2 separate regions of the Homo sapiens genome follow, and region 2 is linked to region 1. Evidence: read pairs that join two places in POLR2A ChIA-PET (ENCODE). Cell type or tissue: OCI-LY7. All regions are shown on one strand. Each heading gives the region's core, and the rest is flanking DNA. Links, peaks and the distances in the headings are about the cores only. Region 1 overlaps LIAS (lipoic acid synthetase). Region 2 has its middle 25 kb from the start of PDS5A.

The links. ChIA-PET counts read pairs that join two places held together with the same protein. Peaks named below come from ENCODE experiments on the same cell type or tissue, not always from the same donor. Only the 100,000 strongest peaks of a DNase experiment are listed, where the experiment ranks them.
Region 2: POLR2A ChIA-PET joins it to region 1 with 7 read pairs; 2 of 35 experiments call an interaction of 5 or more read pairs at or near these places.

What each region holds. Positions count from the first base shown.
Region 1 is chr4:39,474,210-39,489,623 of GRCh38, reverse strand. LIAS (lipoic acid synthetase) reads right to left here. Exons shown (of 11, transcript NM_006859.4): 11 at 10,118-12,561. The coding sequence ends at 12,509. It also overlaps the pseudogene WDR5CP. Among named protein-coding and RNA genes, the nearest start is that of LIAS, 23 kb to the right of the region's middle. In OCI-LY7, for the core only: no CTCF peak of the experiment used is centred there; no DNase peak of the experiment used is centred there.
Region 2 is chr4:39,995,493-40,010,906 of GRCh38, reverse strand. No RefSeq gene overlaps it. Among named protein-coding and RNA genes, the nearest start is that of PDS5A, 25 kb to the right of the region's middle. RefSeq lists enhancers at 9,387-9,900, 9,901-10,416, 10,417-10,930, 11,568-12,072. In OCI-LY7, for the core only: no CTCF peak of the experiment used is centred there; a DNase peak (open chromatin) is centred at 6,766.

The DNA of each region.
Region 1 (15,414 bases), core at 4,560-9,559:
CTGTCTCAGCCTCCAGAGTAGCTGGGATTACAGGCGCCCGCCACCACACCCGGCTAATTGTTTGTATTTTTAGTAGAGATGGGGTTTCACCATGTTAGCTAGGATGGTCTCGATCTCCTGACGTCTTGATCCGCCCGCCTCAGCCTCCCAAAGTGCTGGGATTACAGGCATGAGCCACCGCGCCCGGCCAGCAAAACAATTAATATTATACGGAAAGTTATTGGGCTTAAGATCTCTGGCTACATTTACTTCCCTGATGATGATTCTTCAAGCTTCAGCCGGTGCATAGACTAGTCAGCTTCTGGAGTGACTAGAGCAGGTCTGCTGTCTCTACTGGCAGCTTAGTTTTGTCGCAGGCTGAGTCGGGTCGGGTGGTCTGGGTCCTGGTGGCTGATCTACCGGTCTTGGGCCGCCAGTTTCAGCAGACTGTGGTGGATCTTAGGCACGATTCTCGCAACTTTAACAGCAGTGGGAGTGGACAAGATTACAGTATGGGGCCTATCTCTTATGGGTCCCAAAGTGGTTGGATTCCAATTTTTTAACCTAAAGAAAGTCCCCAGGTTTAAATCGGTGTGCTGGGTCTGTTAGACTTAACAGGTATTCTTTCATGTACCCAGCTATGAACTGTTTACATGGCTATCCCTAAGCCTGCATTTGCTTTCTCAAAGTTAGTTTTCCTAGCTCACGGAGATCACCTCTAACTTGACCTATGATTAGGGATGGCCGGCTAAACAAAATCTCACAGGGCGAATACTCAGTTTGTTTAGTGGGGGTGCGCCTGACTCAGAGGAGGACCATGGGCAAGACTTGATCTAATCTCAGATAAGTCTCCTGGCAATATTTCTTCAGTAGCTGCTTGAGTGTCCATCCAGTTCATGCACTCCACTTTTCCTGAGCTTTGTGACTGGTAGGCCTTGTGTAATTTCCATTTTATTTTTAACAGCCGTGTTAGATCTTGAACTATTTCAGCTACAAATGCCAGTCCATTGTCTGACACTAGAGTTAGAAGCAGTCTAAATCTGGGAATAATGTCTCTTATCGGTACTTTAGTTACTTCCTGCGCCTCTTCTGTCCGGGTGGGGAAAGCCTCAACCTACCCTGAGAAGGTGCAGATGAACACCAACATGTACTGATAGCCTCCTGCTTGGGGCAGCTCGGTAAAGTCCAGAAGCAAGTTTTCACAAGGTGTGGCCTCTATTTCTTGAATTCCTGGGGGCCGGGTAGGCCCCTGCAGAGGGTTGTTCTGAACACAAGTTAGACATTGTTCACAAACGGCTCGGGCAATGGCAGTGAGTCGTGGCACACAGAAATGGAGTCTAAGTAGTGTCTCTAATGCCATTTTTAAAAAATATGAGTTATTTGATGGAATTGTTTTTACAAACTTAGGGGCTACCATTTCAGGAATGGCTAGCCTCCCATCTGAGAATTTCCACCATCCTCCTTCAATGTAATTTCTGGCTTCTTGGGCAAATTAGGCCCGTTTCATTTGGAGAATAATTTGGGACCTCTGGCAGGGGAGGCTCTGGGAGGAGAGGCAAAGCTAGGATCTCCTCTTTACAGTGCGGGGTAGTCATTGCTGACCGTTTTGCCTCCTTGTCTGCTTTTCTGTTTCCTTTGGCCTCTAGTGTTCCTGCCTTTTGGTGCCCTTTGCAATGCATAACGGCTACTTTCTTTGGAGCAGCCCATATAGCATTTAAGAGCTGTAGAATTTCTTCTTTGTACTTTCTTTGCCCCCTACAGTTAAAAGTCTTCTTTCTTTATATATAGCTCCATGAACATGTAATGTAGCAAAGGCATACTTATAATCCATGTAGACATTGACTATTTTTTTTTTTTTTAGACGGGGCTCGCTGTGTCACCCAGGCTGGAGTGCAGTGGCGCCATCTCGGCTCACTGCAACCTCCGCCTCCCAGGTTCACACCATTCTCCTGCCTCAGCCTCCCGAGTAGCTGGGACTACAGGCGCCCGCCACAACACCCAGCTAAGTTTTTGTATTTTTAGTAGAGACGGGGTTTCACTGTGTTAGCCAGGATGGTCTCGATCTCCTGACCTCGTGATCCGCCCGCCTCAGCCTCCCAAAGTGCTGGGATTACAGGCGTGAGCCACCGTGACTGGCCAGACATTGACTTTTTTTGTCTTTTGCTAGCAAAAGGGCTCTTGTCAGGGCTATTAGTTCTGCCTTTTGGGCTGATGTTCCGGTGGGCAGAGACTGTACCTCTGCTGCTGAGTTTAATGTTACTACTGCATACCCGGCTTGTCAGATCCCTTCCAGTACAAAACTGCTTCTATCTGTAAAGTATTCAACATCTGGGGCCCTGAGGGGTTGGTCTGTAAAATCTCTCTGGCTTGAGAACACCTTATCTACTATATCTCCACAGCAATGAAGGGGGCCTCCTGGTTCTGACCCTACTACTACCAGTGCCTGATTTACAGCCAGCCCTGGTGAGTTATCTTCAGCCTATACTCCAGGAATTTTAGTAAGTAACCGATACATTTCATTTACTCCTGGTTCTGGAGTCTTTTTTGCATATAGTCTCCAGTCCTCAGTCTGTGGGACAGTAAGGGTTAACATCATGGCCTTCAGCTCAGTTAGGCTCAAAGTCATACTTCCTTGTGGCCCAAAAGCAATCTGTACTTGGAGTTTTTGGAGTAGGTCTCTTCCCAGCAAAGGAACTGGACAATTTGGGAGGTATAGGAATTCATGTTGGACCTCTCGTCCTCCTATAACACACCTCCTTGACTGACAGGCCTTTTCTCTGAGACTCTAGTGGCTCCTACAATAGTTGTATAGTTCGTGATTAGTGGCCCTATAGGTCAGGTCACTACTGAGTGTTCAGCCCCAGTGTCTACCATAAAGTCCATTAGCTGGCCCGCAACTTCTAATGTGACTATTGGTTCCTGGGGGCCTAAAGAGAAGGAGCCCAGTCTGTCCCAGTCTTCATATCCTTCAGCCCCTGCCAGCCTGATTAGATCAGTATCTAGTTCCCCCAGGGTGCGGCAGCCCTTGGCAGATGGTCTCTTCATACCATGGCCCTGACTACTCTCCTCATTACCTTCTGGACACTCATCCTTCCAGTGTCCCTTCTTTTTGCATCATGTACATTGATCTCTCTCTAGCCTCGGCCGGCTCTCAGATCTCTGCCTAACTTGACCTCTTCCACATCCATGTCCACGTCCACATCCTCTTAGAATACTAGTTTCCCTTTCTACGAGGGCTGCCGCTAACAGATCGGCCCTTTTCTCAAGCCTCTGTTCTGCTTCCTTCTTTGCCTCTTGGTCACGGTTAACATACACCTCAGTGGCCACCTCTATAAGCTGGGTGGCATTCGTGCCTGTAAACCCTTCTAATTTCTGCAGCTTCTGTTTGATGTCACCCTGGGCTTGTCCTACAAATGCTGTGTTCACCATGTGCTGATTTTCAGCTGCTTCAGGGTCAAACGGAGTACAAAGCCGGAATGCCTCATACAGTCTTTCATAAAACTGGCTAGGGCTTTCATCTGCTCCCTGGAGCATCTCTGAGATTTTCCGTATGTTGATTGCCTTTTTCCCACCATTTCTCAGCCTTTGCAGGATTGCCTCTTGGTACCTCTGCAGGTGCTGAAACTGGGTTACATCATTTGGGTCCTCGTGTGGGTCTGCTTCTGGGAGGTGGCCTTGAGCATATGCCTGAGCGTTCATTGTGCCTGCTGGTACATTTGCTTCAAGCCAGTGGAGGGCTGCCTGAGTTATCCTCCGGTGCTCCTCAGTATTAAACAGCATCAGGAGGAGCTGTTTGACATCTGGCCAAGTTGGATTGTGTGTTAGGAAGATGGACTGCACCAGATCTATAAAGGCCTGAGGTTTTTCTGTGCAGGAAGGGGTATGGTGCTTCCAGTTTAGGAGATCAGTGGTTGAAAAAGGCTGGTAAATGAAGGTTCATTCCCTTCCCTGGATTTGACCTTGTTCATTATAATAGAGGGGGGTCCTCTTTTTTACCTGAGAGGCATTTGCATAACCTGAGTGCGGCCATGAGTAGATATAGGGGAATTGGTCCAGGTGTCCCGGCTGTCCTCCGACCCCAGTTACTACCCTAAATACATGACCAATTGCTTCCCTGCCACTCTTGCGTCCTGGGTTGGTTAGGGTGTAAGTTTCCCCAACATTTACGAGCCATTCTCTCATCCTGTGTCGGACTACTAGTTGCACCCTGGAAGGTGATCAGGCTCCCCTTCCCTCCTTATGGGACAGGTCCTGCCTTGGGCCCCAATACCTTACCGTGGTCCTGAAGTGCACTGACCCTGGAATCGTCCTATACCCCTTAGGTTCCGTTGCACTGTCAGCGAAGGGACACTGGGTCGCAGGAGAGCTGATCTCCCCTCCGGGTTGAAGTTCTCCTGATGGCACACCTGGGGTCACAGGTATCCCGCCAGTCTGGGGCTCCAGCCCCACAGGCAAAGGAGACAGCAAACCTGTCATCTCCTCTCCCGGCTGGCTCACCAAAATGTTGTAGGAATCAGAGGACCAAAGAGACCAAATGGGTGTTACAGGAGGATTTTTATTAAGGTGTATGCTGGCTCAGTGGATTCATATCCAAAAAATTGAGGCCAGAACAAAGACAGGGCTCAATTTTTATAAGAAAGCTTACAGAAGCAGAATAAAGACAGTTAATGAAACAGTGACAGGTCTCGTAATCTCTAGCATAGCTTGTGACCTTGCAGTTGCATTGAAGGAGAAACAGGAACTTCTAAAACTTGCAAAATATTTATGGGGAGGTGGTAAAGGGCTAAAAGAGGAATTTTGTTTTTCTTATCCTTATGTTGGGGAGTGCTGGGAGAGCCTCCAGAGCACATTCCTTTTGGGTTCTGACTTCTTAGATAGTGTTATCAGGACCTTGCCTGCACCTGGGCTCTGTCTGTTACTGCTTTTTGGGATGAGACAACCTAATACAGGAAAACGTGTCTTTCTCTTTTAGTTTTTATTTCTTCTTTCTCTAATTTCTGCCTCACTATGGGAGGTCGAGAAGGGAGGATCACTTGAGCCCAGGAGTTCAAGACCAGTCTGGGCAACATAGTGAGATCTCTACAAATAATAGAAAAAAAATTAGTGAGGAGTGGTAGCATGTGTCTGTAGTCCCAGCTACTCAGGAGGCTGAGGTGGGAGGATCACTTGAGCTTGGGAGGTCAAGGTTGCAATGAGCCGATTTGTGCCACTGCACTCCAGCCTGGGTGATGCAGCAAGATCCTGTCTCAAAAAAAAGGTTAAAATGGTAAAAGGAAACATTGAGGTGTTTTTTATTTTTGTAGTCACTTTTTTTTAACTTAAAAATTTTATTTATTTATTGTGTGTGTGTGTGTGTGTGTGTGTGTGTGTGTGTTTTTGACAGAGCTTCACACTCCTGTTGCCCAGGCTGGAGTGCAATGGTGCAATCTCGGCTCACTACAACCCCCGCCTCCTGGTTCCAGCAATTCTCCTGCCTCAGCTTCCCGAGTAACTGTGATTACAGGTGCCCGCCACCGTGCTTGGCTAATTTTTGTATTTTTAGTAGAGATGGGATTTCACCATGTTGGCCAGGCTGGTCTCAAAGTCCTAACCTCAGGTGATACACCTGCCTCAGCCTCCCAAAGTGCTGGGATTACAGGCATGAGCTACCACACTCAGCCGATTTTTTGTGCTTTTTTGAGATAGAGTCTCACTTGCCCAGGCTGGAGTGCAGTGGCACAATTGCAGCTATCACATTATTTAAAAAAAACAACAAAAAAAGGCCAGGTGCAGTAGCTCATGCCTATAATCTGAGCAGTTTGGGAGGCCACAGTGGGTGAATTGCTTGAGCTCAGGAGTTTGAGACCCACCTGGGCAACATGGCAAGACCCCATCTCTGCCAAAATGACAAAAAAAAAAAAATAGGCAGGTGTGGTGGTGGGGACCTGTAGTCCCAGCTATTTGGGGGGCTGCGGTGGGAGGATCACTTGAGCCAGGGAGGTTGAGGCTGCAGTGAGCCAAGATTGTGCCACTGCACTCCAGCCTGGGCAACAGAGTGAGATCCCATCTCAAAAAAAAAAAAAAAAAAAAGGCCAGGCACTGTGGCTCATGCCTGTAATCTCAGAATGTTGGGAGGCCAAGATGGGCAGATCATGAGGTCAGGAGATCAAGACCATCCTGGCTAACACAGTGAAACCCCATCTCTACTAAAAACACAAAAAAATAAGCCAGGAATGGTGGCGGGCACCTGTAGTCCCAGCTACTTGGGAGGCTGAGGCAGGAGAATGGTGTGAACCCAGGAGGCGGAGCTTGCAGTGAGCTGAGATCGCACCACTGCCCTCTAGCCTGGGTGACAGAGCGAGATTCTAGCTCAAAAAAAAAAAAAAGGCATGAACTTTGTTAGTCACTTTTTAGAGACTTATCCTAGCTTTCCATAGCATGTGGTCCCCAACTAGCTGTTATCATCACCACATACTGGGAGTGTGTTCAAGTTTTAGACCAAAAACTCAGGAAGAAATATATCATTAGTGTTTGCCTTGCAAAATAATATGTATAAGCAGAGGATAAGTTGGATACAGTGACCGCTTGCTCCCTTCTTCCCTTCCTTTTTCTTGAATACAGACATGTAAGAGACTACTCACTAGATAATGCTAGTAACATGGGAGATTATTTTAGGTGCATATATATCTTTCTTAATTTTAATAGGCATTTATTTTACGGGCATTAGAATAAACATAATTTATAAATTGCATTAGCATATAAACTTGGATGCTCCAAGAGGGACCCAATATTATAGTGTGTTAAGCAGAATAGTAATGTATTTCTCTCTCACACAAAAGTCCAGGTAGGTGGTCGAGGGCTGGAAAAGGCCCAAGCCTTCCTCATCTGGTCGCTCTGCTGTCCTTGACACAAGTCTCCCATCTCATGTCCAGGATGGCTGCTCCCACTCTAAGCATCATGTTTTCATTCTAGCCAGCAAGGAAAAAGGAAAAGAGGAAGGGAAAGGTACCACCTGCTCTTTAAAAGCAGATTCAAAAATAGCAGCCCCAGCTGGGCGCAGTGGCTCGCGCCTGTAATCTCAGCACTTTGGGAGGCCAAAGCTGGCGGATCACTTCAGGTCAGGAGTTTGAGACCAGCCTGGCCTACATGGTGAAACCCCATCTCTACTAAAAATATAAAAAATTAGCTGGGAGTGTTGGCGCGTGCCTGTAATACCAGCACTTTGAGTCGCCGAGATGAGTGAATCACTTGAGTCCTGGAGTTCCAGACCAGCCTGGGCAACATGGTGAAACTCTGTCTCTACTAAAAACACAAAAATTAGCTGGGCATGGTGGTGCGTGCCTGTAATCCCAGCTATTCAGGAGGCAGAGGCACGAGAATCACTTGAGGTGGAGGTTGCAGTGAGCCCACATCGCATGACTGCACTCCAGCCTGGGCGACAGAGCGAGACTCTGTCTCAAAAACAAAACAAAACAAAACAAAACAAAAACATCTCCTGCTATTCCTCTTTCAAGTTTCTGTATTAAATTTAACTGGAAAGTATCCAGACATTCCAAGATGAGGTGTTTTACCATTTTTAAAAATTATTTACTATTTTTTTCTTTTTAAGCTATGCTATTAACTGAAATTTACTATTATTTAGCTATATTAGAATTGTTCTCAATACTGTGCAACCAAAACAAATAAGTAGACTCTTGAGGCTGAAGACAGCAACTGTTATCCATAAATCCCAATTTTGCATATGTATCAAAATTGCTTCATTTTACTTATTCCCTATTTTTATTTACAGAGTAAATGTTACAAATCTGAAACTTTAACATACACTGCTAATAAAATGCCATTTTAATTATTTTACATTGAAGTTCCATGAGATTTTTATTATATTTATTATTTATTTTTAAAATTGAACTTCACCCTTTTGTAACAAAAAATTAAAAATTTTTGTTGACTCTGTTTGAACACAACAGACTAGGAACTCTTCCCTAGACAGTGTTAGAGAATTGGCAAGAAATGTCACCAGCAACTTTTAGAACTTTCCGGTGGTCCACACTCGGCCAAATCATCTTCAAAAAGGAGGCTCAAATCAGGCCCGGTCCTGACCCCCAGGCACAGACCCAGGGGACCGCCTCCGAGACATCATGTTTCTTGCCAATCCGGGTCAACTTCCTGATGGTCTATCGCATGTGGGAGCAAAGGGACTTAACAGTCACTCTTCCACAGTTTAATTGTTTTGTCATTTTCTAGCGCGGCAGAGGTGATGATGTTTTCTGTTGGGTGACAAGCTGTTGAGGTCACAACATCTGTGTGGCCTTCTAATTTCTGTACAATCTCTTTCGTCTGAAGTTTCCAGATGTAAAGAAGGTTATCCTCCGAGCCAGACACAATCCACTTCCCGCCAGTAACAGAGAAATTAGCAAATATGCAGTATTTCTCGTTCTTGTGGCCAGTGTATGTCTTCAGGCACTTCCCCTTGCTGTAGTCCCAGAGCTTGAGTGTTGCCCAGCGTGGCAGCCACGATGTATCCACCCTTCGGGGAGAGCTTCACGAAAGACACCAGGGGTTGTCATCATCAGTGAGCGTTTTCAGGCACTGGCCTGAGGCTGTGTCCCAGATGTGACAGAGACCATCATAGCTACTTGAAACTATCAAGAATCCATCACGATTAAAATGAATGGCCGAGACTGGATCGGAGTGAGCTAGCAGTCTTGTGGCACTTCCCTGTTTTCACAACCCATATCCTCACACTTTCATCAAAGGATCCTGAGACAGTAAGGCTGGACTGGGGATTGAAGTTACAGCAAAAGACATAATTACTGTGTCCCTTCAGGGTTTTCAGACACTTTCCCGAGCTCACGTCCCGTATCTTCAAGGTTTTGTCATCTGAGGCGGAAACAAAAAGGTTAGAATCTGACGACCAGGCTGTGACCAGACGGTTTTCTCAAATTTCCCATCATATGAGTCCCCCAAATTTTAATGAGTTTATCAGCAGATGAACTTGCCAGCCACTCTCCATTCGGGCTGAATTTCACGGAGGACACTGCTTTGGTGTGGCCAGCAAGGGTGAACTTTAGAGAGCATAGTTTGGCTTCACGGGCGTAGGCTTGCTCTGAGTGGTGGATGACGAAGGGGTCGGCTGTGCTCTCGTTGCCTCGGTCTCGGGCTTCCTCTCCTCCATCGCCATGGCTCTGACGCTGGCCGCACAGGGGACGTGGACGGAGGGTCCTGATGACAGAGGCAGTCTGCCGGGCTGCTGCGGAGGGCCGGGCGCTCGGGGCGTCGGCGCATCCTCCCTGGGCGGGAGCGCGGCCTATTCATTTATTTTTTTTGAGACAACAGTCTCACTGTGTTGCCCATGCTGGAGTGCAGTGGTGCATTTTCGGCTCACCGCAACCTCTGCTTCCTGGATTCAAGCGATTCTTGTGCCTCAGCCTCCTCAGTGCCACAGGCACGTGCCACCACACCCAGCTAATTTTTTATATTTTTAGTAGAGATGGGGTTTTGCCATGTTGGCCAGGCTGGTGTCAATTCCTGATATCAGGTGATCCGCCCGCAACGGCCTCCCAAAGTGTTGAGATTATAGGCGTGAGCCACCGCGCCGGCTGAGAATTTTATTTCACCAAATGAGTCTCCTGCTAACAAATGTTTACCTGCCATTGGCCTACACTGTGCAAAGGGCCTAACTATTAGATAATATCTAGAAATGTCACAAAATTAGCCTGAAAAGTAATCCATTTTTTTCCTGTAAAATAAGTTAAGGTAGCTTGAGATGTTTCTATTTTAAGTTGGTAGGGTTAGGCCCGGTGGTGGCTCACAAATCCCAACATTTTGGGAGGCCAAGGCGGTCAGATCGTTTGAGGCCTAGAGTTTGAGACCAGCCTGGCCAACACGGCAAAACCCCATCTCTACTAAAAATACAAAAATTAGCTGGGCGTGATGGTGTGCGCCTGTAATCCCAGCTACTTGGGAGGCTGACGCAGGAGGATCACTTGAACCCAGGAGGCAGAGGTTGCAGTGAGTTGAGATCGCGCCACTGCACTCTAGCCTGACAGAGTGAGACTGTCTCAAAACAAAAGAAAGTTGGTAGGGTTAAATTTGCATCCCAAAATTTACTAGCATCTATAAAGACATACATTACTTTTTTTTTTTTTTTTTTTTGAGGAGTTTCACTCGTTGTCCAGGCTGGAGTGCAATGGTGTGATCTCAGCTCACTGCAACCTCTGCCTCCCAGGTTCAAGGATTCTCCTGTCTCAGCCTCCTGAGTAGCTGGGATTACAGACATGCGCCACCACACTTGGCTAATTTTTTAATTTTTAGTAGAGACAGTGTTTCACCATGTTGTTCAGGCTGGTCTCAAACTCCTGACCTCAGGTGATCCACCTGCCTCGGCCTCCCAAAACGTTGGAATTACAGGCATTAAGCCACCATGCCCGGCCCATGCATTACTTAAAAAAATTTTTTTTGAGACACGGTCTCTGTCACCCAGGCTGGAGTACAGTGATGTGATCTCAGCTCACTGCAACCTCTGCCTGTCAGGTTCAAGTGATTCTCCTGCCTCAGCCTCCCAAATAGCTGAGATTACAAGCATGTGCCACCACACCCAGCTAATTTTTTGTATTTTTGGTAGAGATGGGGGTCTGACTGTGTTGCCCAGGCTAGTCTCAAACTCCTGAGCTCAACTGATTCACCCGCCTCAGCCTCCCAAGGTGGTGGGATTACAGGCGTGAGCCACCACACCTGGCAAGGATGTGCATTACTTTTATAATACTGGCTCGTTATAAGAATTCAAAACAGAATTGGCTATCCACTTTACATATTTTACAACATGGCCACCTAAAAGTGTCCTTTTAGATATGCAGAAAAAGTAGAAAGGCAGGATTCAGTCAAAAGATGAATCTGAGTTATTAGTATTTTGGAAGGAAATTCCTTTCTCAGGCCTTTACCATCATATAATACAACCAATGTGAGAAATGAAAGGAATAGGGCATGTGGATTTAGCAAGCTACTATACAAATAAGGGTTAATATTTCTAGGTTCTATTTCCATGTCTTAGGCAGCATTATGGCCTTGGTGTTTTCAGAGGGACTAAATGTAATCAGCATAAAACTATTTTGCAGGTTCTGAAGTAGTCACACCAATGTAAAAAATCAACATTTACTTTTTTTTTGAGACAGTCTCACTCTGTTGCCCGGGCTGGAGTGCAGTGGCACGATATCGCCTCACTGCAATCTCTGCTTCACAGGCTCAAGTAATTCTCGTGCCTCAGCCTCCCAAGTAGCTGGGATTACAGGCACCTGCCAACACACCTAGCTAATTTTTTTATTTTTAGTAGCAATGGAGTTTCACCAGGTTGGCCAGGCTGTTCTCAAACTCCCGACCTCAGGTGATCTGCCCACCTCGGCCTCTCAGAGTGCTGGAATTACAGGCATGAGCCACCACATCTGGCCAACATTCACTCTTAAGCCTTTCTAAATTATTCCAATATTACAAGGACAAATGCTAATCTGATGAGTTTCAATCTACGTTGAATGAATGCTAAAGTTGAATGAAATGCTAAACTGATGAGTTTCAATCTATGTTGACTGTTTCATCACAGTAACATAAATGAAGTTTTTATTTTTCATAAATGAAATGTAATGATGTTAACAGTGGATTGGAAAATCTTCTGGAAGTTTTTGGGTTTTTTTTTCAAGACAGAGTCTGGAGAGCAGTTGTAGCGCCCAGGCTGGAGAGCAGTGGCACCACCTCAGCTCATTGCAACCTCTGCTTTCCAGGTTCAAGTGATCCTCTCACCTCAGCCTGAGTAGCTGGGACTACGGGTGCGTGCCACCACGTCTGGCTAATTTTTTGTAGAGATAAGGTCTCATCATGTTGCCCAGGCTGGTCTCGAACTCCTGGGTTCAAGTGATCCACCCGCCCTGGCCTCCCAAAATGTTGGGATTATAGGTGTGAGCCACCATGCCATGTTTTTAATGCATTTTAAAATTATGTTAAAAGAAAATTCTTACAAAGATATTTTAAGATTACATCACAGCAAGCAACTGTTTAATTGGGACAAAGAAGATACACTAAAAGCCAAATGAATTACTGTAATTAAATTTGTACAGTTTATTGACTTTTTTTTCCTTTTTATTTATTTGAGATGGAGTTTTGCTCTTGTCACCCAGGCTGGAGGGCAATGGAGCGATCTTGGCTCACTGCAACCTCCCCCTCCCAGGTTCAAGTGATTCTCCTGCCTTAGCCTCCCGAGTAGCTGGGATTACAGGCACCCACTACCACGCCTGACTAATTTTTGTGTTTTTAGTGGAGACAGGATTTCACCATGTTGGCCAGGCTGGTCTCGAACTCCTGACCTCAGGTGATCCACCCGCCTTGGCCTCCTAAAGTGCTGGGATTACAGGCGTGAGCCACTATGCCTGGCTATTGACATTTTTTTTTTTAAGCAAAGAGGTGGGGCACATCCACTGCAGTCCAGGCATTCTGGCACCACCTCTGTTATTAACTGGAATCAAATTTTAAAAATTTCTGTGATCTTGAAGGTCTTGTTGAAGTTTTAGAGGTCTTTTGTTTTTCTTTTAGCCACTAGATTTTTCAGGAAAAATTCACCTATTTAGGAAAAAGGAAAACACATTAATATCAATTTAAAGTAAATAACAGTGAGACAACTATTTCAGAATTATATTTTTGGTGTTCCCCCTTTAAAGAAGACTTTTGTATTTATTGGCACTTCTCTCTTCTCAAACCTCAATGGCAATATTTTTCTAACCTAAATATCCCCTATTATCTTTGGCCTTTCTCCCCAGCAATAATGACTAGAGTCTCCTACTATTATTCTTTCTAGTAAGCCAATATTACAAAGGGTGACCCTACTGTATATATGGGTCTGCACATTAATTCTACTTTATGTGCACTATCTATCCCTCATCACTGTCAAAGTATTGCTCTTGGCAAAATTCATTTCCAAGAGCAATTTTGCTACATTATTAGGCTGGATCTGATGTTTATAAAACAGATCTCGTTGCAGCTGAGCAGACGCATCTGATGGAATCTCTTTAGCTTATTCCCCTCTAGGGAAGCAAGAGCTCTTCATTTGTAATGGGCTTTCTCCCCACCGCCTGAGTTGTGCCTACGCAATAAGTTAGCAGCTTAGAGGGCACATTCTCTTTTTAGGCCATTAGTGTTCCATTTAGTCTATTGCTCTTACAGCATGACTCAATGCTTATTGGTAGAGTGCAGCACTAGAGGCCTGATTTTATGAGGAGTCTGATTAACTTCTCTTTGTCATCTTACATATGAGTAGAACTGTGATGAGTCTATCTACATATAATCTCTGCAAATCCCAAGGCTCATAACCCAGCCAAGTAATCCATGCTGCTCCATACCTCCTCCAAATGTCGTGGGAGTAGCACCAACTTTATCAGACCCTAATCCATCATTTTAGTCTAATGCTCATCATATACCAGAATCTGATCTTTTCCTGGTAATTTAGAAAGCATCAGAAAGTTCATAATTTACTTCCTTTTATGTTAGAAATTTTTCTTTAGCAAAAGAAAAACTCCTTTCAAAGGACATTACTCTAACCATTCTAGAAGCTGATAGTGGTTCTATCCTTCACATGTATTTTTAGCTTGCCAGCAGTGCTGCTTGAAGACTAAATCACTTACAATTACTGGTTTTCAAAGTCCCCACATTCTGTCACTCAGTGCTGAATCAAATTCTTGGGTTTTCAAACTATGATGAGCTACTAGTTCATTAAAATGTTTTAAATTACTATTTTTATTTATTTATTTTTGAGACGGGGTCTCATTCTGTCACCCAGGCTGGAGTGCAGTGGCACGATCACAGCTCACTGCAGCCTCAACCTCCTGGGCTCAGGTGATCCTCCCACCTCAACCTCCTGGGTAGCTAGAACTAGAGGTGCCCACCACCACCCAGCAACTCAGCCACCCAGCTAATTTTTGTATTTTTGTAGAGATGGGGTTTTGCCATGTTGCCCAGGCTGGTCTTGAACTCCTGGGCTCAAGTGATCCACCCGCCTCGGCCTCCCAAAGTGCTAGGAGTACAGGCGTGAGCCACTGCACCCGGCCTTAAATGTCTTTATAGGAACTAGGAACATACAGAATATTACTAATACTGGAGCATTAATTTTTTCAAATAGAATTTGTCTAATTTAAACATATTTAAGATTTAGACCCCAATATATAAAGCAATCATTTAAAACATCACCACTTTAGATAAAAAAAAAAAATACCTAGTTTATTTATTTATTTACTTATTTATTTATTTTTGAGACAGAGTCTTGCTCTGTTGCCCAGACTGGAGTGCAGTGGCATGATCTTGGCTCACCACAACCTCTGTCTCTCGGGTTCAAGCAATTTTCCTGCCTCAGCCTCCCAAGTAGCTGGGACTACAGGCACACACCACCATGCCCGGCTAATTTTTGTATATATATTTTTTCTTTTGGAGACAGAGTGTTGCTCTTTCGCCAGGCTGGAGTGGAGTGGCAGGATCTTGGCTCACTGCAACCTCTGCCTCCCAGGTTCAAGCTATTCTCTTGCCTCAGCCTCCCGAGTAGCTGGGACTACAGGTGCGCAGCACCATGCCCAGCTAATTTTTGTATTTTTAGTAGAGATGGGGTTTCACCATGTTGGCCAGGATGATCTCAATCTCTTGACCTTGTGATCTGCCCACCTCGGCCTCCCAAAGTGTTGGGATTTCAGGCATTAGCCACCACGCCTGGCCAATACCTAGTTTATTTTTAAAGAGACAAGGTCAGCCGGGTGCGGTGGCTCACACCTGTAATCCCAGCACTTTGGGAGGCCCAGGTGGGCGGATCACAAGGTCAGGAGATCGAGGTCATCCTGGCTAACACGGTGAAACCCCGTCTCTACTAAAAATACAAAAAATTAGCCAGGCGTGGTGGCGGGCACCTGTAGTCCCAGCTACTCAGGAGGCTGAGGCAGGAGAATGCCGTGAACCTGAGAGGCAGAGGTTGCAGTGAGTCAAGATTGTGCCACTGCACTCCAGCCTGGGCGATGGAGAGAGACTGCATCTAAAAAAAAAATAATAATAATAAAATAAAAAATAAAGAGATGAGATCTCACAATGTTGCTCAGGCTGTATTTGAACTCCTGGGCCCATGCGATCCTCCTGCCTCGGTCTCCCAAGAAGTTGGGACTATAGGCACACACCACCACACCTGGCCTAGCTGTTTCTTTTTTTTATTTTATTTTTGAGACACAGTGTCTTGCTCTGTCACCCAGGCTGGAGCTGTAGTGACACGATCATAGCTCACTGCATCCTTGAACTCCTAGGCTCAAGTAATCCAACTGCCTTCCAAAGTGCTGGGATTACAGGCATGAGCCACCTTGCCTGGCCTATTTATTCTTTTTTTTTTTTTTTTTTTGAGACAGAGTCTTGCTCTGTTGCCCAGGCTGGAGTGCAGTGGCACAATCTCGG
Region 2 (15,414 bases), core at 3,786-8,785, 520 kb before region 1:
AGGCTGTAGTGACCCCCAATTGCACCACTGCACTCCAGCCTGGGCAACAGAGTGAGACTCTGTCTCAGAAAAATAAATAGGCCAGGTGCAGTGGCTCACGCCTGTAATTCCAGCACTTTGGGAGGCCGAGGCAGGCGGATCACCTAAGGTCAGGCGTTCGAGACCCAGCCTGGCCAACATGGTGAAACCCCATCTCTACTAAAAATACAAAAAATTAGCCACGTATGGTGGCACGTGCCTGTAATCCCAGCTACTCCGGAGGCTGAGGCAGGAGAATCACTTGAACCCGGGAGGCAGAGGTTGCCATGAGCCGAGGTCATGCCATTGCACTCCAGCCTGGGCAACAAGAGCAAAACTGTCTCAAAATAAATAAATAAATAAATAAATAAATAATCTCATGAGATAGTTACTATTATTTATCTCTATATCTTAGGAGAAGACATGAAAAAACAGAAATGCTAAGCAGCTAGCAAGCTATAGAACCAGAGTTTGCTGGCTCTAAAATGCAGGCTCTTTCTAACTCACTATGATGTGACTTTAATCAGGCAAAAAATATAATCCTTTTTGAAATTTATACATATGAGGTCGGATGCGGTGGCTCACGCCTGTAATCCCACTACTTCGGGAGGCCGAGGCGGGTGGATCACCTGAGGTCAGGAGTTCGAGACAAGCCTGGCCAACATGGCGAAACCCTGTCTCTACTAAAAATATGAAAAATTGCCAGGCGTGGTGGCTCACGCCTGTAATCCCAGCAGTTTGGGAGGCCGAGGCGGGTGGATCACAAGGTCAGGAGATCGAGACCATCCTGGCTAACACAGTGAAACCCCATCTCTACTAAAAATACAAAAAATTAGCCAGGCATGGTGGCGGGCGCCTGTAGTCCCAGCTACTCAGGAGGCTGAGGCAGGAGAATGGCGTGAACCCAGGAAGCGGAGCTTGGATCGCGCCACTGCACTCCAGCCTGGGCGACAGAGTGAGACTCCGTCTCAAAAAGAGAAAAAGAAAAAAGAAAAATTAGCCAGGCGTGGTGGCAGGTGCCTGTAATCCCAGCTACTCAGGAGGTTGAGGCAGGAGAATCACTTGAACCCGGGAGGCAGAGGTTGCAGTGAGCCGAGATTGCACCACTACACTCCAGCCTGGGCAACAAGAGTGAAACTCTGTCTCAAAAAATAAATAAAATAAAATAAATATTACTCTGGTAAAAGCGTAAAAGAATTTGGCCCAGACATGGTGACTCATACCTGTAATTCCAGCACTTTGGGATGCCGAGGTGGGTGGATCACTTGAGGTCAGGAGTTCAAGACCAGCCTGGCCAACTTGGTGAAATCCTCTGTCTACAAATAATACAAAAAATTAGCCAGGCGTGGTGGCATGCACCTGTAATCCCAGTTACTTGGGAGGCTGATACAGGAGAATAGCTTGAATTTAGGAGGCAGAGGTTGCAGTGAGCCAAGATATTACACCACTGCACTCCAGCCAGGGAGACAGAGAGAGAGAGAGACTCTGTCTCAAAAAAGAAAGAAAAAAAAAAAAAAAAGCTGGGCCTGGTGGCTCACGCCTGTAATCCCAGCACTTTGGGAGGCCGAGGCGGGTGGATCACCTGAGGTCAGGCATTCGAGACCAGCCTGGCCAACACGGTGAAACCCTGTCTCTACTAAAAAATACAAAAATTAGCCAGGCGTGGTGGAAGGCACCTTAATCCCAGCTACTTGGGAGGCAGAGGCAGGAGAATCGTTTGATCCCAGGAGGCAGAAGTTGCAGTGAGCCGAGATCAAGCCATTGCACTCAAACCTGGGGAACAAGAGCAAGACTTCTCTCAAAAAAAAAAAGGAAGAGTAAGGGTGTGGCAGTTGGCTGGGCGCGGTGGCTCATGCCTGTAATCCCAGCACTTTGGGAGGCTGAGGTGGGCGGATCACCTGCGGTCAGGAGTTTGAGATCAGCCTGGCCAACATGGTGAAACCCTGTCTCTACTAAAAATACAAAAAAATTAGCCGGGCGTGGTGGCACATGCTTGTAATCCCAGCTACTCAGGAGGCTGAGGCAGGAGAATCGCTTGAGCCTCGGAGGCAGTGGTTGCAGTTAGCTGAGATTGTGCCACTGCACTCCAGACTGGCCAACAGAGCGAGACTTTGTCTCAAAAAAAAAAAAAAGAAAAAAAAAAGGGTGTAGCAGTGGCAAGCAGGTAAGCAGAGTGGTATGAATGATGGGTGAAGGCAAGACACGAATAAGAAGACTACTGTCTCCTTATTCTGTAGTGATCAGAATAAATGTTAGGACCTGAGCCAGGAGGGTGGCAGGAAGGATGAAAAATAGAACACAAATTGAGGGGCGGGGGAAGGAGACAGAACGATCAGGATTGAGTGACTTAAATCCTGGCCCTTGAGGCATGCCATGGAGAGGCTGGCTTGCTCCATGCTCTGTGTGTGTAACTAGTGTTGGGAGTCAGGGGCTGTGGTGATTTAGGCCAACTACAGAGAAAAGCAAAGGCAACTTACCATTTTATTGCTGATCTTCATACTTACAAGATCATACAGGAAATGCACAGGGAGCTTGGAGGGAACAGCTGTTGAGATTGCCGGAGTGGTGTGGGGAACAGGCCTACACAAACAGTACCCTGAGCCCCCACTGTCTTTCTGGCTACCCATGGTGGTGCTGAGAAAGTAACTATGGCACTGGTAGCAGACTCTCAACTTCAAAGGGAGCCATTTGAGCTTCAGCCCTTGAGTTTCCTTGGGAAACTCAGTAGTCAGGGTCCCTCCGTGGCTGACACAGCAATCAGTAAAAAGCAACTGGAGGCCGTGCATGGTGGCTCATGCCTGTAATCCCAGCACTCTGGGAAGCCAAGGTGGGCAGATTGCTTGAGCCCAAGAGTTCAAGATCAGTCTAGGCAATATAGCAAAACCCCATATCTACAAACAAAACAAATAGAATGAGCCTGTTGGTTATTTGAGGGCAATTGTTCTCAGGCCAGAGTAAACCACTGGGGTTACTGGATTTATCGTGCATATAGAAACTCTTGGGAGAAAATAAACCATCCATTAACTACAAAATGGAGTTCCAGCTATTTCATTTAAATCAGGGATCCCCAACAGGTACCGGTTCTGTCCTCAGCCTGTTAGGAACTGGGCTGCACAGCAGGAGGTGAGCAGAGGGGGAGCCAGCAAAGTTTCACCTGTATATAGAGCCGTTCCCCATCACTTGCATTAATGCCTGAGTTCACCCCCTGTCAGATCAGTGGCAGCATTAGATTCTCATAAAAGCATGAACCCTATTGTGAGGGATCAAGGTCATGTGCTCCATATGAGAATCTAATGCCTGATGATCTGTCACTGTCTCCCATCACCCCCAGATGGGACTATCTAGTTGCAGAAAAACAAGCTCAGGTCTCCCACTGATTCTACATTATGGTGAGTTGTATAATTATTTCATTATATATTACAATGTAATAATAATATAAAATACACAATAAATGTAATGTGCTTGAATCATCCCAAAACTATGCCCCCCAACCCACCACATGTCTGTGGAAAAACTGTCTTCTGTGAAACCAGTCCCTGGTGCCAAAAAGGCTGGGGACCAATGATTTAAATACCTTAAAAGATGGCCAGGAGCGGTGGCTCACGTCTGTAATCCCAGCACTTTGGGAGACCGAGGGGGGTGGATCACCTGAGGTCAGGGGTTCAAAACCAGCCTGACCAACATGGTGAAACCCCGTCTCTACTAAAAATACAAAAATAAAATTAGCCAGGCATCGTGGCAGTTGCCTGCAGTCCCAGCTACTCAGGAGACTGAGGAAGGAGAATCGCTTGAACCCCAGAGGTGGAGGTTTCAGTGAGCAGAGATTGAGCCGCTGCACTCCAGCCTGGGTAACAAAGCAAGACTTTGTCTCAAAAAAACAAAAGAAGAAATTACTTAGGCAAATAGTAAGGGTACGGAAGTCCTGGATAAGGTTTTCCTTTATTTATTTATTTTTTTTTGAGATGGAGGCTCCCTCTATTGCCCAGGCTGGAGTAAGGTGGTGCAATCTCAGCTCACTGCAACCTCTGCCTCCCAGTTTCAAGCTATTCTTCTGCCTCAGCTTCCCAAGTAGCTGGGATTACAGGCATGCACCACCACGCTCAGCTAATTTTTGTATTTTTAGTAGAGATGGGGTTTCACTATGTTGGCCAGGCTGGTCTTGAACTCCTGACCTTAAGTGATCTGCCTGCCTCAGCCTCCCAAAGTGCTGGGATCACAGGAGTGAGCCACCGCGCCCAGCCAAAGTTTTTCTTTTAATGAAAAGCAGCCCCCAAGACCAGCCTAGCCAACTGGTAAAACTCAGTCTCTACTAAAAATACAAAAATTAGCCGAGCATGGTGGTGGGCACCTGTAATCCCAGCTACTCAAGAAACTGTGGCAGGAGAATCGCTTGAACCTGGGAGGCAGAAGTTGCAGTGAGCCGAGATGGCGCCTTTGCACTCCAGCCTGGGTAACAAAAGCAAAACTCCATCAAGGAAGGAAGGAAGGAAGGAAGGAGGGAGGGAGGGAGGGAAGAAAAGCAGCCCCAAATCATTTTCCTTTCTAACAAAGAGCAGTCTATGAAATAGAGCTGCAGACATAGATGCCGGCAGTTGTGCTAGTCATGTTCAAAATGGCAGTTCCATTTTCCCTTCTCTGCCAGCCCTGTACAGTAAGGAGCAGACAAGATGGCTCCAACCAAGGGGAAAGTTCCTTTGCATAATAAGATTAGGGTGGGGACGCCAGCCTTCCCTGAGAGCTATGTAGACATCATACCTGATGGAACCAATCTGTGAGCCCTATGTAAATCAGACACCTCCAAAAAATCTCCAAAAAATCTCATAATGTTTTCAGAAAGTTCACGAATTTGTGTTGGGTTGCATTCAAAGCCATCTGGGGCTGCAGGTTGAACAAACTTGCCCCAGTTAGTGAGTGACATATAAAGTTGAGGGAATGATGGCAGGAAAAAATTAAAAAGCTTAAGAGGGGCTATCAGTTGAGGTCTTATAGGCCATGTAAGAATATATCATTATTCACTGTAATCCATTGATTCTAGAATATTGAGACATTATTTCTTTGAATATTCCATTTCATGTTATTCTCTGCTGCTAAACCACTGTTGGGCATATGTTAGCACCAGGCATGGTGGCTCCCACCTGTAATCCCAGCAATTTGAGAGACAGAGGCGGACAGATCACTTAGGCCCAATAGTTTGAGACCAACCTGGGCAACGTGGCAAAACTCCGTCTCTACTAACGATCTGTAACACTTACTTTCTTGTGGACTCAGCTGTGCATTGAAAAGAATGTGAAGGCTGGGCATGGTGGCTCAGGCCTGTAGTTCCAGAACTTTGGGAGGCCGAGGTAGGTGGATCACTTGAGGCCAGGAGTTTGAGACTAGCCTGGACAACATGGCAAAATCCCATCTCTACTAAAAATACAAAAATTAGCTAGTCGTGGTGGCACACACCTGTAATCCCAGCTACTAAGCAGGCTAAGAAAGGAAAATTGCTTGAACCCAGGAGGCTGAGATTGCAGTGAGCCAAGATCGTGGCCGTTGCACTGCAGCCTGAGTGAGAGCTAGACCCTGTCTCAAAAAAAAAAAAAAAAAAAAAAAAGAGATAAGAAGAAATATAGCAAAACAAAAAGAAATTAGCACACAAAAAGGCCTTAGGAGTCCTCCCTTGAAAGAAAATTCCTGCAAGATATGTTTCTTTTCAAAGGAAAAAAAAAGTTTTCAGCCTGGGCAACATGGAGAGTTCCCATTTCTACAAAAACAATGTAAAAATTAACTGGATGTGGCCAGGTGCGGTGGCTCAGGCCTGTAATCCCAGCACTTTGGGAGACCGAGGTGTGTGGATCACCTGAGGTGAGGAGTTCTAGACTAGCCTGCCCAATATGGCGAAACCCGGTCTCTATTAAAAATACAAAAATTAGCCGGGTATGGTGGCGGGCACCTGTAATCCCAGCTATGCGGGAGGCTGAGGCCGGAGAATCGTTTGAACCCGGGAGGCGGAGGTTGCAGTGAGCTGAGATCATGCCACTGCACTCCAGCCTGGGCAACAAGAGTGAAACTCTGTCTCAAAAAAAAAAAAAGAAAAAAAATGGGCTGGGTGGATCACGAGGTCAAGAGATCGAGACCATCCTGGCCAACATGGTGAAACCCCATCTCTACTAAAAATACAAAAATTAGCTGGGCGTGGTGGCGCACACCTGTTCCCAGCTACTCAGGAGGCTGAGGCAGCATAATCGATTGAACCCGGGAGGCAGAGGTTGCACTCCAGCCTGCTGACAGCGCGAGACTCGGTCTCAAAAAAAAAAAAAAAAATTAGCTGGACGTGGTGGTGTGCACCTGTGGTCCCAGCTACTTGGGAGGCTGAGGTGTGAGGATTGCTTGGGCCTGGGAGGTGGTGGCTGTAGTGAGCTGTGATCACGCCACTGCACTCTAGCCTAGGCAATGGAACAAGACCTTGTCTAAAAAAAAAAGTTTAAAAATACTGTCTTTGTTTATATAGAGAGAGAAATATGAAAAATTCACTGAAGACTGATATTCTTAATACTATCATATTTGTACAGTGTTGTAATTCAATTTAAAGTGACTACAGTTGTGATCATCAGAAAGCATTCCATGCATATGGGAGTAGCACTTGACCTTACACAGCCGACTCACCATTACCAGTTGTTGCAAAGCAGGGACATATCTAGCTTCTGCTGAACATGCAGATATACTAAAAGTGCCATGGGCTTGCACAGTAAGGCTAGAGTTACAGATCTTTGCTTGAGGTCAGTCCTGTGGGGGAAGTAGGAAAGAGGAAGTAGGATTAAGACTATTTGGCAGCAGATAAAGAATCTCTTCTGCAGTTAGGAATTCTTTATTAAACTTGAGGGTATAGACAAGATCAATTCCCCACCTCCAAGCATCAACAAGGACCCTTTGGTATCTGGACACCTTCCATCTCAAAGTGTGATTCATATATCAAATTTTGGTGATATGGACTCAGGCCAGGGTGATGCTATGGCCGTGCTGAATTACTTGACCCAGCTCTTTTTACCTGCAGTTGCTAGAACCCAAGTGCTTTCATGAGGTCAATGAAAGGATCAGATAGGTATTAAACTATTCCTAGCTCTTTTATTAAAATTGCTGTATAACAAAGAGTATATTCTTGCTTTTACTCTGCAGTGAGGTGGGGAAAACAGTGGACTAAAAATCTCACATCTCTTATACAAGAATGTTCATTGCAGCTCTATTCACAATGGCCAAAATCTGGAAATAACCCAAATGTCCATCAACCCGTGAATAGATAAATAGATCGTGGTATATCCTTACAATAAAATAATGCTCAGGAACAAATGCTTACAAATACAACAGCATGGATGAAATCTGAAAACATTATGCTAAGTTTTTGTTTTTGTTTTTTTTGAGACAGAGTCTTGCCCTGTCGCCCAGGCTGGAGTGCAATGGTGTGATCTCAGCTCACTGCAACCTCCATCTCCCAGGTTCAAGTAATTCTCCTGCCTCAGCCTCCCAAGTAGCTGGGATTACGGACGCACACCACCACACCCAGATAATTTTTTTGTAATTTTTAGTAGAGATGGGGTTTCACCATGTTGGCCAGGCTGGTCTCGAATTCCTGACCTCAGGTGATCCCCGTAAATCGGCCTCCCACAGTGCTAGGATTACAGGCCTAAGCCACCAGGCCCGGCCCACATTATTCTAAGTTTTAAAAGCCTTACACACAAGCATATATGTTGTATACTCTTTAAATTTCACTTATCCTGTCGGCTCTCCTTATCCATAGGTTCGTCATTCATGGATTCAACCAACCACAAATACAAAATATTCAGGCCAGGTGAGGTGGCTCATGCCTGTAATCCCAGAACTTTGGGAGGCCTAGGCAGGCAGATCACCTGAGGTCAGGAGTTTCAGACCAGCCTGACCAATGTGGAGAAAACCCGTCTGTACTAAAAATACAAAATTAGCCAGGCGTGGTGGCGCATGCCTGTAATCCCAGGTACTTGGGAGGCTGAGGCAGCAGAATCGCTTGGACCCAGGAGGCAGAGGCTGCAGTGAGCTCAAATCATGCCATAGCACTCCAGCCTGAGCAACAAGAGCGAGACTCCGTCTCAAAAAAAAAAAAATTCAGGAAATAAAAACAAAGCAGTTGGGCATGGTGGCTCAGGCCTGTAACCCCAGCATTTTGGGAGGCTGAAGCATGTGGATTGCTTGACCCCAGGAGTTTTGAGACCAGCCTGGGCAACATGGTGAAAACCCATCTCTACAAAAAATACAAAAAGTAGCCAGTCGTGGTGGCCTGAGCCTGTGGTCCCAGCTACTGGGGAGGCTGAGGTGGTAAGATCACTGGAGCCTGGGAAGTTGAGGCTGCACAGAGCCGTGATCACACCACTGCACTCCAGCCTGGGTGACAGAGCAAGACCCTGTCTCAAAAAATTAAAGTTAAAGTTTAAATGTAAACGTAAAGGCCAGGCGCAGTGGCTCACACCTGTAATCCCAGCACTTTGGGAGGCCTAGGCGGGTGGATCACGAGGTCAGGAGATTGAGACCATCCTGGCTAACACAGTGAAACCCCGTCTCTACTAAAAATACAAAAACTTAGCTGGGCGTGGCGGCGGGCTCCTGTAGTCCCAGCTACTGGGGAGGCTGAGGCAGGAGAATGGCGTGAACCTGGGAGGCGGAGCTTGCAATGAGTCGAGATCACGCCACTGCACTCCAGCCTGGGCGACAGAGCCAGACTCCGTCTCAAAAAAAAATAAAATAAATAAATAAATGTACATTTAAATTTTAAAAAATCTTTAATCTGGCCTGGTGCTTTGGCTCACACCTGTAATCCCAGCACTTTGGGAGGCTGAGGTGGGCGGATCACGGGGTCAGGAGATCGAGACCATCCTGGCTAACACAGTGAAACCCTGTCTCTACTAAAAATACAAAAAATTAGCCGGGAGTGGTGGCACGTGCCTGTAGTCCCAGCTACTCGGGAGGCTGAGGCAGGAGAATTGCTTGAACCCGGGAGGCGGAGGTTGTAGTGAGCTGATATCATGCCACTGCACTCCAGCCTGGGGGACAGAGCGAGACTCCATCTCAAAAAAAAAAAAAATGTGTAATCTTCATTTATTTATTTAGAGAGGGTCTCCTTCTGTCGCCCAGTCTCCCTCTGATGGCCTGCTGGAGTGCAGTGGTGCCGTCTTGGCTCAACACAACCTCTGCCTCTGGGATTCAAGAGATTCTGGTGCCTCAGTCTCCTGAGTAGCTGGGATTACAGGCGTGCACCACCACATCCGGCTAATTTTTGTATTGTTAGTTGAGACAGGGTTTTGCCATGTTGCCCAAGCCAGTGTCCAACTCGTGACCTCAAGTGATCTACCTGCCTCGAACTCCCAAAGTGCTGGGATGACAGGCGTGAGCCACCATGCCAGGCCTAAATATTGTATTTAAAGGAAAATTAAAAAAAAAATACAGCTCAATAGCAAGGCAAAAAAAAGATTGTTTAGAAAAACAATTTTAAAAAATACAAATAAAACTCAATACAGTATAGCAACTATTTAAATAGTATTTGCATTGTATTTGTTATTATAAGTAACCTAAATTTGATTTAAAATCTATGACAGGGGCCAGGCATGGTAGCTCATTCCTGTAATCCCAGCACTTTGGGAGGCCAAGGCACATGGATCACTTGAGGTCAGGAGTTAGAGACCAGCCTGGCTAATATAGCAAAACACCACCTCTACTAAATACAAAAATTAGCTGGGTGTAGTGGCGGGTGCCTGTAATCCCAGTTACTCAGGAGGCTGAGACAGGAGAATTCCTTGAACTCAGGAGGTGGAGGTTGCAGTGAGTCGATTTTGCGCCACTGCACTCCACCCTGGGGACCAAGTGAGACTCCGTCTCCAAAAAAAAAAAAAAAAAAAAAACAGAAAAAAGGATATGGGAGGAGGTACATCTAGTATATGCAAATACTAGGCCTCTTATATAAGGAAGTTGAGCATGCGAGGATATTTCGTGTCCATGCAGCTCTGGGAACCAATCCCCAGCAGATACTGAAGGATGACAGTATGAAGTTTCAGAACAGGCAAAATTAACTTGTTGGATTCATTCACCACTTTCCCATTGCTCATGGCACACTAGTGTCAACCTGAAATAATCAAAAGGATCAGAATCCACCTTAAAGACTTTATTCGAGCAAAAAATTGGAAATAGCCACTTGGGAGACAAAGGCTACAGGAAAATGGGGTCAGTGTTCTAAAGTTAAAAGTTAAGTTTCTTTCTTTCTATTTTTCTTTAATTTTAATTTTATTTATTTATTTTTTTTGGAGACAACATCTCGCCCTGTTGCTGAGGCTAGAGTGCAATGGTGCAATCTTTGCTCACTGCAACCGCCGCCTCCCGGCTTCAAGCGATTCTCCTGCCCCAGCCTCAGCTGGGATTACAGGCACGCTCCAACACACCTGGTTAAGACGGGGTTTCACCATGTTGGCCAGGCTGGTCTCGAACTCCTGACTTCAGATGATCCACCTGCCTCGGCCTCCCAAAGTGCTGGGATTACAGACATGAGCCACTGCGCACGGCCTTATTTTATTTTTTGAGACAGAGTCTTGCTCTGTCGCCCAAGCTGGAGTGCAGTGGCACGATTTTGGCTCACCGAAAACTCCACCCCCGCGTTCAAGTGATTCTCCTGCCTCAGCCTCCCAAGTAGCTGGGATTACAGGCGCCTGCTGCCATGCCCCACTAATTTTTTGTATTTTTAGTAGAGATGGGGTTTTCCCATGTTGGCCAGGCTGGTCTCAAACTCCTGATCTCACGTGATCCTCCTGCCTCAGCCTCCCAAAGTGCTGGGATTACAGGCGTGAGCCACCGCGCCTGGCCAGTTTTTAATTTTTTTTAAGAGATGAGATCTTACTATATTGCCCAGGCTGGTGTCAAACTCCCAGGCCCACAAGATCCTCCTGCCTTGGCCTCCCAAAGTACTGAGATTACAAGCATGAGCCACTGCACCCTGCCTTTAAATTCCTTCTTACAAAGACAGAAGAAAACAAGTTTAGTAGGATTATAACATTTTATATACTAGCCTGGTTTATGAATTACAACAATTTAATTAGTTATAGTTTACTTTTTTTCCCATATGGCTTGTTTTCTTTTTTCTTGCTTTTCTTTTTTTTTTTTTTTTTTTTGAGACGGAGTCTCGCTTCGTCGCCCAGGCGGCTGGAGTGCAGTGGCGCGATCTCGACTCCCTGCAAGCTCCGCCTCCCGGGTTCAAGCCATTCTCCTGTCTCAGTCTCCTGAGTAGCTAGGACTACAGGCGCCTGCCACCGCGCCTGGCTAATTTTTTGTATTTTTAGTAGAAACGGGGTTTCACCATGTTAGCCAAGATGGTCTCGATCTCCTGACCTCGTGATCCGCCTGCCTCGGCCTCCCAAAGTGCTGGGATTACAGGCGTGAGCCACTGCGCCCGGCCGCTTTTCTTTTTTTTTTTTTCTTTAGACAAAGTCTCACTCTGTTGCCCAGGCTGGAATGCACTGGTGCAAACTTGGCTCACTCCAACCTCTGTTTCCCAGGTTCAAGCAATTCTCCTGCCTTAACCTCCCAAGTAGCTGGGACCACAGGTGGTCTGCCACCACACCCAGCAAATATTTGTATTTTCAGTAGAGACGGAGTTTCACCGTATTGGCCAGGCTAGTCTGGAACTCTTGGCCTCAAGTGATCCGCCCACCCTGGCCTCCCAAAGTGTTGGGATTACAGGCATGAGCCACCACTCCCAGCCTGTTTTCTTTTCTTTGTGCTAGTTTTCATTACCTTTCCAATTTAAAAGAATGTACTTAACATTCCATCTTAAGAGGATGTGATAGCCATGAAGTCTTTGTGTGAGAAAAGTAAGAGGGAAGTTAATCTATAATGAAGATTAACTGTGAAGAGGGAAGAGGTCTGCCCTGGCCCTTTTAGTCCTTTGCAGTATTTTAAAAACAATGTAGATAAGGAATAAGAATAATCTATAATCAGAGAAACAAAGTTTCTAGTTGCCTAGGTAACAGCTGCCTGTCACATGATTCAGGCCTTATAATCTCTCTCCTTTAAGGCTCAAAATAATTTACAGTTCCAACATGCTAGATTTTAAATTTATTTTCACAGTAGCTACGCTAGCTTTTTTTTTTTTTTTTTTTTTTTTTTTTTTTTTGAAACAGAGCCTCGTTCTGTCTCCCAGGCTGGAATGCAGTGGCGCGATATCGGCTCACTGCAAGCTCCGCCTCCCGGGTTCACGCCATTCTCCTGCCTCAGCCTCCTGAGTAGCTGGGACTACAGGCGCCCGCCACCACGCCCAGCTAATTTTTTTTTTTTTTGTATTTTTAGTAGAGACGGGGTTTCACCGTATTAGCCAGGATGGTCTCGATCTCCTGACCTCGTGATCTGCCTGCCTCGGCCTCCCAAAGTGCTGGGATTACAGGCGTGAGCCACTGTGCCCGGCCTTTTTTTTTATTTTTTTATTTTTTTGTTCTTTGAAGTTAACAAGTACTTTCCTACCTCAGAGCCTTTTGTTCTGCTATTCCCCCAAAATAGGTTATTCTTTCTTCCCCTTTTAATCTGGATTACTACCCCAATTTAGACATCCTGTTTTTCAAGGAATCTTTCTGGTTAGCTCTCTTGCACTTATTTTTTGTCATAATTATACTAATTATAAATAAGTAATAATTGGTAAGTTTACTTGTTAGGGGCCTATTCCACCTTAGACTGTGAATTCCTTGATGTGCAGGACTATTTACATCTATTTAGTGTTCTACTCCCAACCTCTGTCAGCATTTTTGAAAGTATAGTGGGCGGCCGGGCACAGTGGCTCAAGCCTGTAATCCCACCACTTTGGGAGGCCAAGGCAGGTGGATCACCTGATGTCAGGAGTTCGAGACCAGCCTGGCCAAGACTGTGAAACCCCATCTCTACTAAAAATACAAAAATTAGCCAGGTGTGGTGGTGGGGGCCTGTAATCCCAGCTACTCAGGAGGCTGAGGCAGGAGAATTGCTTGAACCCAGGAAGTGGAGGTTGCAGTGAGCCAAGATTGTGCCACTGCACTCTAACCTGGGCGACAGAGCAAGACTCCATCTCAAAAAAAAAAACTAGCCGGGCGTGGTGGCGGGCACCTGTAATCCCAGCTACTTGGCAGGCTGAGGCAGGAGAATCTCTTGAGCCTGAGAGGCAGAGGTTGCAATGAGCTGAGACATTGCCATGGCACTCCAGCCTGGACAACAGAACAAGATTCCATATCAAAAAAAAAAAAAAAAAAAAAAAGAAAAGAAAAAAAAGAAAATATAGTGGGCAACTAATAAATATTTATGGATTAAGCCAACAGTCAAATGAAAGAATCCATGTTTCCATCTTCTCATTTTCCAAAAATTTGGTGATCTTTGGTCATCTTCTCATAGGGCAACAATTTTATAATATTATTTTCCATATAGAGAATGAAAAGATAGTCTCAATTAGCCAGGCGTGGTGGCACACACCTGTAGTCCCAGCTGCGCAGGAGGCTGAGGCAGGGGAATCCCTTGAATCCAGGAGGCAGAGGTTGCAGTGAGTTCACTGCACTCTAGCCTGGGGGACAGAAGGAGACTCTGTGTCCAAAAAAAAAAAAAAGGAAAGAAAGAAAGAAAAAGAAATACATTGCTATGGTCCAGAAACGGGGGACAACTCAAAGGGGTGGGAGGGGGCGCTTACAGGCTATAGGTGAATTTGAACATTTTCTGGTTAACAATTGGTCGAGTTTGACTAAAGATTTGAGATTGATAGAAAGGGAATGTTCAGGGTAAGATAAAGATTGTGGAGACCAAAGTTCTTTGGAAGTCTTATAGTGACTCCCCTTAGAGACAATAGATGACAAATGTTTTCTGTTCAGATCGTAGTTAATCTCTTTAGCATTGGGAGTGTCTGGAGGAAAAAGATATAGCTACGTTAATAGAGATCCTTTACAGATGCAAATTTCCCCCACAAAGAACAGCTTTGCAGGGCCATTTTAAAATACGCCAAAGAAACATGTTTTGGGGTAAAATACTTTGATTCTGGCCAGGCGCGGTGGCTCACGCCTGTAATACCAGCACTTTGGGAGGCTGAGGCAGGCGGATCATGAGATCAACAGATTGAGACCATCCTGGCCAACATGGTGAAACCCCGTCTCTACTAAAAATAAAAAAGTAAGGCCGGGCCTGGTGCGGCGGCTTACGCCTGTAATCCCAGCACTTTGGGAGGCCGAGGTGGGTGGATCACAAGGTCAGGAGATTGAGACCAGCCTGGCCAACATGGTGAAAACCCGTCTTTACTAAAAATACAAAAATTTGCTGGGCGTGGTGGTGCGTTGCTGTAATCCCAGCTACTTGGGAGGCTGGGGCAGGAGAATCTCTTGAACCAGGGAGTCGGAGGTTGCAGTGAGCTGAGATCGCGCCACTGTACTACAGCCTGGCGACAGAGAGAGACTCTGTCTTAAAGAAAAAACAAAATACAAAGGTTAGCCTGGCGTGGTGGCGGGCACCTGTAATCCCAGCTACTCGGGAGGCTGAGGCAGGAGAATTGCTTGAACCCGGGAGGCAGAAAGGTTGCAGTGAGCCAGGATTGCACCACTGCACTCCAGCCTGGGCGACAGAGGGAAACTCCGTCTCAAAAAATAATAATAATAAATAAAAATAAAAATACTTTTATTCCTTATCTGGTAATTCTATGCCAGAGTCAGGTTGGAAAGTCAGTCAAGATATATAGGGTTAAATAAAACCCATCTGGCTGGGTGGGGTGGCTCACTCCTGTAATCCCAGTACCTTGGGACCTCAAGTGATCTGCCTGCCTCAGCCTCCCAAAGTGCTGGAATTACAGACTTGAGCCACCACGCCCAGCCCTGCTGGTTGATTTTTTTTTTTTTTTTTTTTGTGACAGAGTTCAGCTCTCTTGCTCAGGCTGGAGTGCAGCTGTGCAATCTTGGCTCACTGTAACCTCCATCTCCTAGGTTCAAGTGATCCTCCTGCCTCAGCCTCCCCAGTAGCTGGGACTACAGGCATGCACCACCATGCCTCGTTAATTTTTGTTTTTGTTTTTTTGTTTTTTTTAAATTTTATATTTTTAGAAGAGATGGGGTTTCACCATATTGACCAGGCTGATCCTGAACTTGTGACCTCAAGTGATACGTCCTCCTCTGCCTCCTAAAGTGCTGGAATTACAGGCATGAGCCACTGCGCCCTGCCTTACTAGTTGGTTTCTTTTCTTTCTTTCTTTTTGACATGGAGTCTCACTCTATCACCAGGCTTGAGTGCAGTGGTGTGATCTCTGTTCACTGCACCTCTGCCTCCCAGGTTCAAGCGATTCTTCTGCCTCAGCCTCCCGAGTAGCTGGGATTACAGGCACACGCCACCACACCCAGATACTTTTTGTATTTTTAGTAG